3 separate regions of the Homo sapiens genome follow, and regions 2 and 3 are each linked to region 1. A link is a contact called in ENCODE Hi-C or POLR2A ChIA-PET data. All regions are on one chromosome and are shown on one strand. Each heading gives the region's core, a stretch centred on a gene start or an enhancer-like site at or near the end of the contact. The rest is flanking DNA. Distances are from core to core; before and after follow the strand shown.

Region 1 (4,244 bases), core at 931-3,430:
GCCAAGATCTCACCACTGCATTCCAGCCTGGGTGACAGAGCAAGACTCCATCTCAAAAAAATATTTTTTTATTTGCTCACAGCTCTGAAGACTAGAAGCCCACGACCAAGGTATCAGCAGGTTGGGTTTCTCCTGAGGCCTCTCTCCTTGGTTTGCAGGTGGCCACCTACTCTCTGTGTCCCCACATGGCCTTTCCTCTGTGTGTGCACATCCCTGGTGTCCTAATCTCTTCTCATAAGGACACTAGTCAGATTGGATTAGGGCCCACTCTAGCGGCCTAATTTTAACTTAATCACCTCTTTAAACACCCTGTCCATAAATACAGTCACATTTTGAGGTACTAGGAGTTAGGGCTTCAACATATGAATTTTGAGTGAGAATCCAATCGATTACCACCAAACTGGTTGCAAATACAAATAAGCTCCTAACAGGGGGCAGAGAAAGTCTTCACAGAAGAGCAAATATCCAAGCTGAAACTTGAAGGACAAATTTTACCAGGTAAACTATAGACACAAGGACATTGCAGATTCTAAACGACAGCATGTCCAGAGGAAAGAGAAAGCACAGGATGTCGAAAACATTGTAGGTGCATGTTAAAAGAGGCTGTCTATTAAAAGAGAGTGGCAGACACAAAAGATGTGCTGCTCAGACCTCCCTTAAAGAAAGACTCACTGCCCAGCTGTAAGGCGTGTGGTTAGATGAACAGCCTACGGCTGTTGGGTTTATCAGGTTTGTCTAACTGTTGAGCCAAGGACCTGCTATTCTTGGAGTGCTTCCTCCAGCCAAAAACTGAGCAAACAGTGATAGCCAAGGCCACTGTTTTCTTGGGGAGATCCTGGCCAATGATTGACGGAGCAAGGCAGTAGTACAAGGGGCTACGCATTTCCTGATGCATAATTTTTGCCCTAGCACTTCCAGTTGGACTTCAGAGACTTCGCCAGCTTGGAATTGTAGTGTCTGCTTTTTTAGAGCACCAGTCTGAAAAAAAAATAGTGAAAAAGCAAGCTGCAGAGTGGGAGAAGGTATTTGCTACATATATAAACAATATAAAGCTCAGATGCAGAATATATATAAATAACTTGAAGGTGTTAAAATAAAGACAAGGCCAGGCACAGTGGCTCACACCTGTAATCCCAGCACTTTGGGAGGCCGAGGGGGGCGGATCACAAGGTCAGGAGATCGGGACCATCCTGGCCAACATGGTGAAACCCCATCTCTACCAAAAATACAAAAATTAGCTGGGTGTTGTGGCGCATGCCTGTAATCCCAGCTACTCGGGAGGCTGAGGCATGAGAATCACTTGAACCCAGGAGGCAGAGATTGCAGTGAGCCGAAATCGCGCCACTGCACTCCAGCCTGGCGACAGAACCGAGGTGGGCAGATCATGAGGTCAGGAGATCGAGACCATCCTGGCTAACACGATGAAACCTCATCTCTACTAAAAATACAAAAAATTAGCCGGGCGTGGTGGCGAGCGCCTGTGGTCCCGGCTACTCGGGAGGCTGAGGCAGGAGAATGGCGTGAACCCGGGAGGCGGAGCTTGCAGTGAGCCAAGATCGTGCCACTGCACTCCAGCCTGGGCGACAGAGCAAGACTCCGTCTCAAAAAAAAAAAAAAAAAAAAAAAAAAAAAAAAAAAAATGAAGCGTTTGTTGAACACCATGTTGCTCTTCCCAGAAACCAGGTAACTAGTATGATTTTATTTCAGGACAATCAACTGAGCAACTTCTTGCAGGGTCAGGGGCAGAGGGTAGAAGTGGTATTACAGCACCTAGTTTATTGCCTTACAATCAATAAATAGAGGGTGAATGAAAAGAAACCCAATAGTTAAAGTGTAAGCTAATTGGTACTAACTACAAATATGGGTTGAATGAAAACAAACCCAACATGCTTTAGGTTTTTTAATACAATCTTATCCACATGAGTTTAGGGTCTTGTCCTATCACCTTGGCTTCTGTTCCCTTTCTGTATTCATCACAGGAAATTTTCAAGTTTTATGAAACCAGCTAGAGCGGAGTTTTATTAACCAGCTGAGGGCGGACTAAAGACTTAACAGACCTGGGCGAAGAAGCAGCACTCCTACTTACTAGGGCAAGACTCATGAACAGGGGGCGGGGGCTCCGGGGGCGGGGACGCGCCCCGTTCTCTTTCGCTCTTCTTCCCGGCAGCCTTAGCGCCAGGCCCGGCGCTCCTCAAGATGGCTGCCGACAGTGAGGTGATTTCTTTGCTCCCTACTTAATCCTTGTCACTATCTAAATTCGTTCCTCATGTCTTCGCCTTGGGGCTTAATTTCTTTTTCTCTCCTTCCCCTTCCCGCAGCCCGAATCCGAGGTATTTGAGATCACGGACTTCACCACTGCCTCGGAATGGGAAAGGTGAGTGAATCGCATTTTTGGTTACCAGCTCCCATGGGCCCTGGCGTCCCCTAGCCGCTTCCCTGACCCCAGACACACCACAAGTGACGCCACTTGTGCGGGAACGGTAATACCGTGGGTCCCGGGTCTCCTCCCCCAGTCTTCTTTGGTCAACCGCAAGCCTCTTCCGCGTCTCGCGTCTGGCAACACCCGGCCCGCCCCCGTCAGCCAATCCCTGAGGCTCAGGCTCTCAGAAAGTTTTGTTTTCTCTCCTGTCAGACCGCTTCCCTTAGACTTTGGTTTTCTGGTTGTTACCCACTCGCAAGAAAAATTTCCGAGGCTGCAACAACCGTTCCGGTTTTCATTACCGTTTAACTCATTATCGTAAGCAGTAAACTTGGTAGGTTGTGCCGCACCTCATCCCGTGTACGTTGGTATACCCTTTTCAGGAGGAAGTCTTTCTTCAGAGTATTGGTAGTTGTCCATCTGTCACACTCCCACCATCTCCATGCTGTCTTTAATTTTTTATTTTTATTTATTTTTGGAGACAGAGTCTCAGTCTGTCCGCCCAGGCCGGAGTGCAGTGGCGAGGTCATAGCTTACTGCGGCCTCGAACTCCTAGGCTCAAGTGAAGCTCCCGCTTTAGCCTCGGGAGGAGCTGGGACCACAGGCACGCGCTATTACGCCCAACTAATTTTTTAAAGATCTCGCTGTGTTGCCCAGGCTAGTCTTGAACTCCTGGGCTCAAGCCTGGGCCGCCCAAAGTGCTGAGATTACAGGCGTGAGCCTCCGCCCATCCTGTCTTTTAGAATAACCTTTTTAAAAAGTCTGCATATGGTTTTGGAATGCTTTGATTTAAGTTGTTACATTAAAGTGGGTACTGTGCCCAGGCTTCCTGTGCCTGTCAAATTCAGATGAACAGCTGTCTGGGTGAAACTGTTCTATTACTGAAATTAGTTGAAAGCCAAGTTTGTGGAGGAGTGATAGCTTAGATCGAGAAGGTTTCTGTTAAGTGTCACAGAAACCCTTCAGTTTCCTGGGTGTTGAAGTCAGTGTTTACGCTGTTACAGCATTTTATAATCTTTCTGGTTGGGAGAGGAAATTTGTGGATGTCGTGTCATTAGGTGGCACAGGAAAATATAAAAGGTCCTTGTTGGAATAATAGTTAGACCTGTGGTACCCTTCATAAAAGTGTCAGTAAGACATAACCACACTGGCAAGACTTCATTGAGTAGGTACTGGGTGTCCAGAGCTATATACAAAGGGAAAAGCAGAAACTTGACCCATATATTTTTAAAAAACAACAAACAGCAAATAGTTAAAATGTAAGCCAGTTGGTACTACCTGTAAAAATAATAATTAAAATAATTATTATTTAAATAGGGGTGATATTGTGGACTACAATAGTTGGAGATATTTTCATAGAAAAGATAGGAAATGAGCTGGGCCTTGAAAGTGGGAAGTGGTTGGTTAAACATGAGAATGGACTGACATGGGTAGAGACATAGGTGAGAATGAATCTTTGAAGGGACTGAATGAAGAAATATATCTTCACTAGAGTGAAGACTGTCTATTGAAGGGAAATAAATAAGGTTAACAAGGAAGACGGGATTGGGTTATGGACATCTTCCCAAACTAAATACAGGAATCCAGATTCAGTATTCCTATGACCAGTGATTCTCATACTTTAATGTACATCAGAGTCTTAGATTGCTGGGCCCCATCCTCAGAGTTTCTGATTCTGTAGGTCTGAGGTGGGACTGAAAATTTTGCTTGTGTAACACGGTCTCAGGTAATTCAGATGCTGCTGGTCAGGAGACCACACTTAGAAAGAACCACTGCTTAAGACAATAGTGAGAGACCCTTCGTTTTAGAGTGGCCAGGTGATATG
Region 2 (4,244 bases), core at 615-3,114, 380 kb before region 1:
AAAATGGGTTTTCTGGTGCCCTTTCTCCTCTCCACCCCATAACATGGGTGAATACATAGTAAGCACATAGTTAACTGAATATATCTTAAATAAATGTCTGATCCTCTAAGAACCGAGTCACACACACACAAAAAAAATCTACGAAGGGGACTAAGCATACATGTATATATATATTTGCAGGCAAGATGGGCCTGTGTTCACACTTGGAAGGCCAAACCTTGCCCAGTGCGGTCATTTCTCCACTTCAGTTGCTGAACAACTACAGCATTTCCTAAAGGAGCTCTCACACCGAGAGACTCACTGGCTCACAGCCTCCAGCATGAGCTACATGAAAGAGACCACCGCCAAGGAGTGACTCAAACAAGAAGCCAGGGCGCCCCGTGGCCACATCCTCACTGCAGAGGCATCTGTGAGAGCAGAGCCTGGGGCTGCTCCCCCTCACTTCCAAAGAACAGGAGGGGCCATGGGGACTCAATGAAAAGTCCTTTGATCACGACCAGGATATGCTGGCACTATAAGGACCAAAGTCCCTCACCACAGCAAATACGAACCCTCTTGATACCCACTCATGTGTTCCTGAGCTTCTGTTTCCCCTGGAGATTCCCTCCTACTTTGGGCACGAGGTCCCTTCCTCGGTCACAAGGTACCGAGTCTCTCCAGTCCTAGTTCTATCCTTCATCACACAGAAAAGAAGAATCAACAGTCAAGAGCCCAGCTACCTCTACATCCTTTACTTTTTGCTTTCAATTCTGATCATCTCCAGATGGAAGACACAAATCAGATCCCTAGTACAGATTCTCTAACACCCTCATTCCAAAGCTCATCAGTTATAACAAGTTAATTCCAACCAAGTTCCCCATCCTGGGGCGCAGCAGATTGTTTTTCTGAAGATGGCTATGCCAATGTGGTTCCCATTCCATGTGCATCTCTCTCAGTGTGACCCTGACATTCCGTCACTGACAGTGGGTCTGGTTTCCCTTCCCTTGAACCTGGGCAGACCTCTGCAACTTCTTTGACCAAGAGAGAATGTGGCAAAAGTGATGCAGCACACCTCCTGAGGCTGGGTCACACAAGGCAAATCGGCTTCCACCTGGTTGGCTCTTGGGACATGTGCCTTTAGAGCCCAGAGCCATCACTGAAGACGTCTGGCAACTGCAAGGCCACCATGCTAGAGGGATGAGGTGGAAAGACTACGAGAAGAGAGATGGACAAACAGCCCCATCTGTTCCAGCCCCCGGTTGTTCAAGGGTTCCCTGACCAGGCACCATGTGAGGAAGAAGCCTGTGAGATGACCCTAGCCCCAGCAACCCTCCAACTGTAACCCCATGAGGGACCCTGGGCCAGAACCACCCAGATGAGGGGCTCCCAAACTCCTGCCCCACCGAAACCATAAGCAATAAAGAGCGATTACTGCTGTTTTAGGCCACTGTGTTTTGGGATGATTTTCTGTGCAGCCACAGTGACTGAAACATGGGAACTTTAGTAGACGTGGCTCCTTCTCTCAAAATAGCAATTTACCTCCTCCAGGGTAGGTTTAGAACATCTTGTCAGTGTTTAATTTCACAACTCTACTTCCTAGTAGAGTAAATGGCACCTTTAAAAAAAAAAGTAAGAGTTTAATTTTTTACTTCAAGCTCTTAAGAATTTCACAATACCTCTTTCAAGGTCACTCTGGAGACCTCGCAGCATCTCACACAGGAGTTGGGCAGTCGCCATGGCTAGAAGTGCATGGCCTCCTGTGCTTCCAAAGGGCAGACCCCACGTGGGGGAACACTGGCAGGGCTGGGCAAGATTTGGGCTTCTCCCCTCCCTCTCCAGCAATCTTGCCCTGATACTACCCTTCCTCTACCACAACAGCCACGCCTACAGAGCAGGCTTCTGAAAAACCACAATCAGGCACACTTGTCAATACATAAAAGCAAAACAGCACTGGTGACGTTCATCAAATTCACTGAGAGCTGCTGGAATACCATGGCTGTGGGCAACAGCAGCAAATGACACAGAAAGGTGCATTAATGAGCTCAGGCAAGAGGAAAGAAGGCATGTCATGGGACCCCAGAGCTTCGATTTCAGAAAACCAAAGACTTGGCCTTTTAACTGAGTTTGGCTGGAATCTGAGATCACCTGCTCCCCATTTGTAACTGGAAACCTTTCCATAAAGAGCCAATTACTTGACATTAAAGTCCCCGATTTTAAAGGACTTTGAAACCAACACCACATAAGTGCTTGCATAAACAAAATGTCAGCTTGTGATATTCTGGCTCATGTCTTTTCTTTCAAGCACTGCCCCGTTCTTCCTATCAGCTGCTGGGTCTTCACAGGACTCTAGGAACTCAATCCCTGCCCTGTGGAAGGCTTGCCCTCTGCACCCCAGGTTGCTCTCAAAGGACCCCCTCTGGGAACGATGTCTGTGTCCCTGTCCAGCCGTGTCAGCAGCCCAGTGATTGGGACTGGGGACTGCTTCTCCTTTCCTCACCAGCAGTGAGCTGGCCCTCAGCAAAGACTAAGAGCAAATAAGGCAAAGACTGGCACCTGGCCCGTAGTTCTCAGGCTCCCAAAGGCTGTGAGTCCTGCCGTGTGGCAGAATCCTCACTACTAGTGGTGCCAGTTCAGCAGGCCCTGAGATTCTAAGCTGACTCTCAGGAGCACAGACACCCCTGCAGCAAGGAGACCCACCCCTCCCCAACTCCTGGCTCCTGTAGTCCAGGATCACTTGCTACTTCTCCCCAAACCATTTCAGATCCAGCCACAGATGACCATGGCGCTGCCCTCCCTCTCCCATGTCTGGCCACTCTGTCTCCAGCCTGGCTCTACAGGAACACTGACCTCCCTGGGTTCAAGCCCGAAACAAACTCCTCTGCACATGGCTGCTGCTGCATGGTGCTGCAGCCCCCAGGGATGCCACAGCTCTCTGCTCCTTGCTGACAATACCTCCACCACCCTCTTCTGGGATCCCTTTCTTCCCACCACTGGCTATGAAATGCCATTGTTAACCTCCTCCACATTCCCCACCCCCTGGAAAGACAGTGGTCACAGAATAGAAAGAACACAGGAACTGGGGTTGACGAGCATGAATATGGGCCACAGCCCCACCCCTGAGGGGCTTGACACAGGCTTTAGAGCCACACCCAGCCATCTGAGTCCAAATCCTAGCTCCACCCCTCTCTAGCTGTGACTTAGGACAAACTTCTCAACCTCTCTGGAACTTGGCTGACTCATCTGTAAAATGGGATGATAAAAGCAACTCTTATAGGGCTACTGTGAGGATGAACTAAGCTAATAAATGTAAAGTGCTCAGAGCCTAGCCTGGCATGGTGAATGTTCATATATGTTATCTATAATTATTATTCATTATTATCATCACCCTCATGTCAGTGACAGTTCATCCACCACCCCTCATCAGACTGATGCAATGATAAGATGGTATTTGGATTATAAAAAGTGTCCTATAAATTATAAAAGTAACAAAAAGTGTATTAGCTGTTGCTATTTCTGCCTCAAAACCTCCTAAGTCCTGCCCATTTTAAGGGTTTAGCTTTACTGAAGAAGAACAGAGTGGAGACATTAAATAAGAATAAAAATATGGAAAGTTCATGAATTTCTGTACCTCTGGACTCTAGAAATGGCTATGACCACATACTATATACTACTTACCTCCATTTGAATGTCCCACAGGCTCTATGATATGCATAGGTACAAAACCAAATTTATGTATTTACTGCCTTTGAGTGGAGGGAAAATTGGAGGCAGACCAACACGTGCCTATGTGAGCTCATACACAGGGTCTCACTCTGTTGCCCAGTCTAAAGTGCAGTAATAAGATTCACTGAAGTGATCCTCTCACCTTAGCCTCCCCAGTAGCTGGGACCACAGCCACACCTGCCTGGCTAATTTTATTTTTTTTTTGTAGAGACAGTGTATCACTCTGTTGCCCAGGCTGATCTCAGACTCTTGGACTAAAGCGATCCTCCCACTTCAGCCTCCTAAATTGCTGAAATTATAGGCATAAGCCACTGTGCCTGGCCTTAAAGCTGAATTTATCAGCTCCCTCCCAACCCACAATAACCCCTAAGCCTGCTCACCATCTATATCCCCTTGGTCCACTAACAGGGCCTTCATCCATCCAGAATGCCACCAATTACCCTTTGCCCTGCTCATCCATTAAATCATCCAAGTTCCATCAATTCTACCTCCCCATCTACCCTGGACTCAGTCCCAATGCTCTGCTCCCACTGCCTGCCCTG
Region 3 (4,244 bases), core at 826-3,325, 310 kb before region 1:
TTACAAGTGAGAAACTTGAGGTGCAGTGGTGTGTGCTCATTTGTTATTGCTCCGTAACAAATTACTGCAGACTTGGAGGCTTGAAACGGCACAAATTTATTCTCTTACAATTCTGGGAGTCAGAAGCTGGAAATGAGTCTTATGGGGCTGAAATCATCTTATGGGGGTGTCAGCAAAGCTGATTTTCTCTGGAGACTCCAGGAGAGAATTTGTTTCCTTGCATCCTCCAGCTTCTAAAGGTGGCCGTCACTCCTTGGCTCCTGGCTGAATTGCTCCAATCTCTGTTTTTATTGCCAGTTAGCCTTCTTCTCTCTGACTCTGATTCCCCTGCTTTCTTCTTATAAGGATCTTTGTGATTAAAATAAAGCCACCCAGATAAGCCAGGATAATCTCAAGGTGAAACAGACAGAAATCGATGACAGAGCCTATGCTGGCTTGTGTCAGCAGGAAGGACAGGGTGCACCAGGTGTGGCAGACCCTGAACTGCATCACTGTTGTTAGACTGCTGTTTACTCTCTCCACGCCTTGCTGCTGTCACTTCCTGAATGTCGGCATACTGTATATTACCTCCGAAGGGTCTTTCCCACATGGCAGGAAAGATGAATGCTGACAGCCCTAGATTTGAATCCTTCTAAAAACTCGAGAGGCAGGAGGCTGTCCTTTCCCTTAGTTTCTATAAAACAGTCCCAAGGAAGGGCTCTAATTATCCTGGCTTGATAATGTATGCAAAGTTCAAGTCTGGCAGGAGGTTTTGCACAAACCCAGCTTCCAGAGTTCTGCGAGGGTTCTTACTCTGGGGCTCAAAGCAGCCCTGGCTGCTGCAGCAGTCCCCACGCCATCAGGACAGTTGCAAGGAGAAAAAAGGAGCCCCAATCCCTCACCACTTGCATTTTTTGGTCTAGTCTGGGAAGACAGAACATTGGCACAATTTATGAAAAGCAACTTTGTTACTCACAGTTAAGCAGCAAAAATCAACAGAAACCCAGGGTCCACCATGAGCAGTTCCCCAGGGTTCAGGAATGCTGCCAAGGGCAGATGCAGTCTAAGCATGCCTCACATTACACTCTAGCTGAGGGACTCTGAAAGCACTCCATCCTGGGTTTATATACCCTGGGTACCACTTGGACCACTGAATGCAAGCACTGCAGAACATCCTATTCTAGAAGGAATAAGAATGTAGCCTGGATTGCTCCAGACATTTCCTCCTTATTACAGGATTTTCAGTAGTTTCTGTCTAGGAATGAAAAGCAAGAAGGGGAAGAGCTGGGTCGGCCAAGGTCATCCAGGGACTTATGTTCCTGCAATGTGCTCATTTCTGAGCCAATCTCTGTAACCAGCCAGGGATGGTGCCCTGGTTCAGCCTGGGTCATGTGTCCACACTGTGGGCAAAGCTGGAGGGCAGGATTACTATCAGGAGAAGGCACAGGAAGAAAATCATGCTGGGCAAGGCAAATTCATGGTTACCTCAGCCTCCAGCTTGTCTGAGAGTGTCCCATGGCCATGGTTCATGATGGGTGATGGGCAACCAGGATGAGACAGAAGCCAGGGAAAGAATGAAGATAAAAAAGAGTGGGCCCAGAGGAGCACAGCCCATGAGATTGCACCTCTGGTCCTTGGGAGGCAGTGGTTTCAAAGAGGGGCACTGCAGATGAACACTCCCAACACGGCTAAGGAGGTCAGAGACATGCCACATCTCTAGGACAAGATGAAGTGGGGACAGCCACCTCCAGCTTCACGCTCCCGCTCAGCAAAATATGGACAATAGTTCTGGATTCATAGGGCTTGTCTGAAGTTCTATAGAAGCAGGACCTGAGACACAGATTCTTGGTGCAAGTGATCTCAGAAAGAGAATGTGAGTGGCAAGATAGAAAGAAAAAGGAAGCCAAGAAAAATGTAGATTCAGCTGCATTTTAACCTCTCAGTCTGATCCCACCTCAGCCTGATCCCACCATAGCATGAAGAACACCACAAAGTTATGCAACCTTGAGACAAGGCACCAGACTTTTGCACCCCATATCTGTCACTCATTGTCTGTGGCCACCCCTAGGGGGAAAGCAGGCATTTCTAGGCAAGGTGGCTCCCCTTAGCTGAGCATTCAGAAGAAGGAAGCAGCTGCAACCTGTGAGCAGCCAACACTCAGCTACGGGGTGGTGCCTGGCAGATTAAAGTGTATCTGGTGGGGGCCCCAACTATACCCCTTATGGGGCTATTGTGAGATAATGAAGCTCAAGTCCTATCACAAGGCTGGGAGTTATCATTGTCATCATCATTATCTTATCCCTGTTGTAGAGAAGTAATAAATAGTAAGCATCACATAACACATGCCTCTTGGCTGGCTGCTGCACAGACATACATAGGCAGTAGGAATGTACACAGTCCTTTGTTCATATCCTGTGCCACCCCTGCCATGGACTAGTTATGTGATTTGGGGTGCCAAATTTAGCCCCCTTGAGCCTCAGGGTTCTAATCCATAAAATGGGCTAGGTAACCAGAGCTGGGCTGTTGCAAGGATGACATGAGGTCATCCCCATGGTGCTCTAGGTGCGGTTCTTGGAACAGAAGAAAGCATTCAAGTGACTGTGGGTCATCAGCTTCTGTGGTCAGACAGTCTAAAGCTTCAGCTGACACACATGGAGGCCAAGAAGACACTGGCTTCACGAAAGGCAGTAATATGACTGTGTATTATGTAAAAGATGAAGCCAACTGTGTTTAAGGAAGCAAATCCATTTTCAAAAAGAGGATGTGAAAACAAAGCCTCTAAAGACGTCTGTCTGTTACTCATCAAGACTGTGCCACGGATAGGGCCTTTGCTGTACAGCACCTCCTCAAATGCTCACACAGGCCACCGCTCAGAACAAAGGGGCCTCACCCTGGGCTTCCACAGAGATTTGTCAGCCCGAGGCCACCACCTTTAATTTGGTGGATCAGCTTTTCCTGCCTGTAATCAAAGAGGATAGGATGTGTGTCGAGGTATAGATTAGTTGGGGCTGCCCTGCCCCGCACCCTAATAAAGGTGTAGCCATGAACCTTATTTAGTCTCTCCTAAGCCTCATTTCCTTCTTAGTTAACGGGGGAAAATAATATTTGCATTTAGGATTATTTTAGAGAACTAAATGAAATGGTATTTGTGAACACTTAAATCAGTACCTGGTCTTACATCAGTCCATTTGAATCAGCACCTGCTGCCAAAAAGCAACTATTATTGTGGTTATTGATGTTCATTTTTTCAACCAGTATTTACTGTCTACCATGTGACAACATTGATTTTGGTGGTGGGAAGACATTGGCAAGAAAAAAACATGAGGGTCCTGTGCATAAGAAGCTTACATTCAAGCGAGGAGAGATAGTTAACATAGAACCACGAAAACCTACAGGATGCGATAGTCACATAGAGAATTAAAATAGGACGATGAGACAGAGTGATGGAATAGATCCCTGAGTCTGGCCTCTACTTTAGAAAGGCCTCTCTAAGAGGTGAGGTTCAGGCTGAGATCCAAAAACCCAGATGAGGCCAGGCACGGTGGCTCATGCCTGTAATCCCAGCACTTTGGGAGGCCAAGGCAGACGGATCGCCTGAGGTCAGGAGTTCGAGACCAGCCTGGCCAACCATGGCCAACATGGTGAAACTAAAACACTCTTCTCTACTAAAAACACAAAAACTAGCCAGGCATGGTGGCACATGCCTGTAATCTCAGCTACTCGGGAGGCTGAGGCAGGAGAATTGCTTGAACCCAGGAGGCAGAGGCTGCAGTGAGCTGAGATCATGCCACTATACTCCAGCTTGAGCAACAGAGTGAGACTTCGTCTCAAAAAGAAAACAAAAACCCAGATGAGCAGCATCACTGGCGAAATCACCTGGGGAAAGTATGTTTCAGAGGGAGTGCAAAGGCCCTGAAGTAAAACAGTTAGGCATAGTGGGAACAGGCTCAGTATGTTTAAGGGACACACAAAAGGCCAGGGTGGCTGGAGTATGGTGGGGAAGGGGAGTGGTCAGAGGAGAGATGAGTTTGGAAGAGTGGACAGAAAAGACCATTTAGTTTCATAGACCAAGGTAAAGAGTTTAGCTCTTAATCTAAATGGGATAGAAAGCAACAGAAGGGTTTTAAGCTAAAAAGATATAATCTGAAACAGGCTTTTAAAAGGTCACCTGGAGCTGGCACAATAGCTCATGCCTGTAATCTTAGCACTTTGGGAGTTTGAGGTAGGAGGATCGCTTGAGGCCAGAAATTAGAGACCAGCCTGGG

Evidence for each region. Hi-C counts contacts between places; a loop is a spot of excess contacts on that map. ChIA-PET counts read pairs that join two places held with the same protein, here RNA polymerase II (POLR2A). Pooled maps may share reads with other maps.
Region 2: a loop to region 1 is called in a map of natural killer cell, with 17 times the contacts of the local background. The contact joins the enhancer-like site here to the promoter of RAB3GAP1 in region 1. A Hi-C loop is called at or near these places in 6 of 168 maps with a recorded cell type or tissue (CD4-positive, alpha-beta memory T cell, CD8-positive, alpha-beta T cell, naive thymus-derived CD4-positive, alpha-beta T cell and 1 more) and 10 of 50 pooled maps. POLR2A ChIA-PET finds 5 or more read pairs at or near these places in 1 of 52 experiments (naive thymus-derived CD8-positive, alpha-beta T cell).
Region 3: a map of B cell shows a loop between it and region 1 (4-fold over the local background). The contact joins the enhancer-like site here to the promoter of RAB3GAP1 in region 1. A Hi-C loop is called at or near these places in 2 of 168 maps with a recorded cell type or tissue (B cell and OCI-LY7), 2 of 37 single-sample maps with no recorded cell type and 3 of 50 pooled maps.

Annotation. Positions count from the first base shown.
Region 1 is chr2:135,050,112-135,054,355 of GRCh38, forward strand. It overlaps RAB3GAP1 (RAB3 GTPase activating protein catalytic subunit 1), which reads left to right and starts at 2,181. Exons shown (of 24, transcript NM_012233.3): 1 at 2,181-2,214; 2 at 2,319-2,374. The coding sequence starts at 2,197. RefSeq lists an enhancer at 2,754-2,893.
Region 2 is chr2:134,668,652-134,672,895 of GRCh38, forward strand. The region is part of intron 2 of TMEM163 (transmembrane protein 163); the gene reads right to left. Among named protein-coding and RNA genes, the nearest start is that of TMEM163, 48 kb to the right of the region's middle. Within about 2 kb of position 1,865, at least 9 of the 41 ENCODE cell types and tissues checked have a DNase peak (open chromatin) inside an H3K27ac peak, as active enhancers do; they include CD8-positive, alpha-beta T cell and natural killer cell, where a contact is called at or near this core.
Region 3 is chr2:134,737,341-134,741,584 of GRCh38, forward strand. No RefSeq gene overlaps it. Among named protein-coding and RNA genes, the nearest start is that of TMEM163, 20 kb to the left of the region's middle. RefSeq lists an enhancer at 2,446-2,665. Within about 2 kb of position 2,076, at least 5 of the 41 ENCODE cell types and tissues checked have a DNase peak (open chromatin) inside an H3K27ac peak, as active enhancers do; they include B cell and OCI-LY7, where a contact is called at or near this core.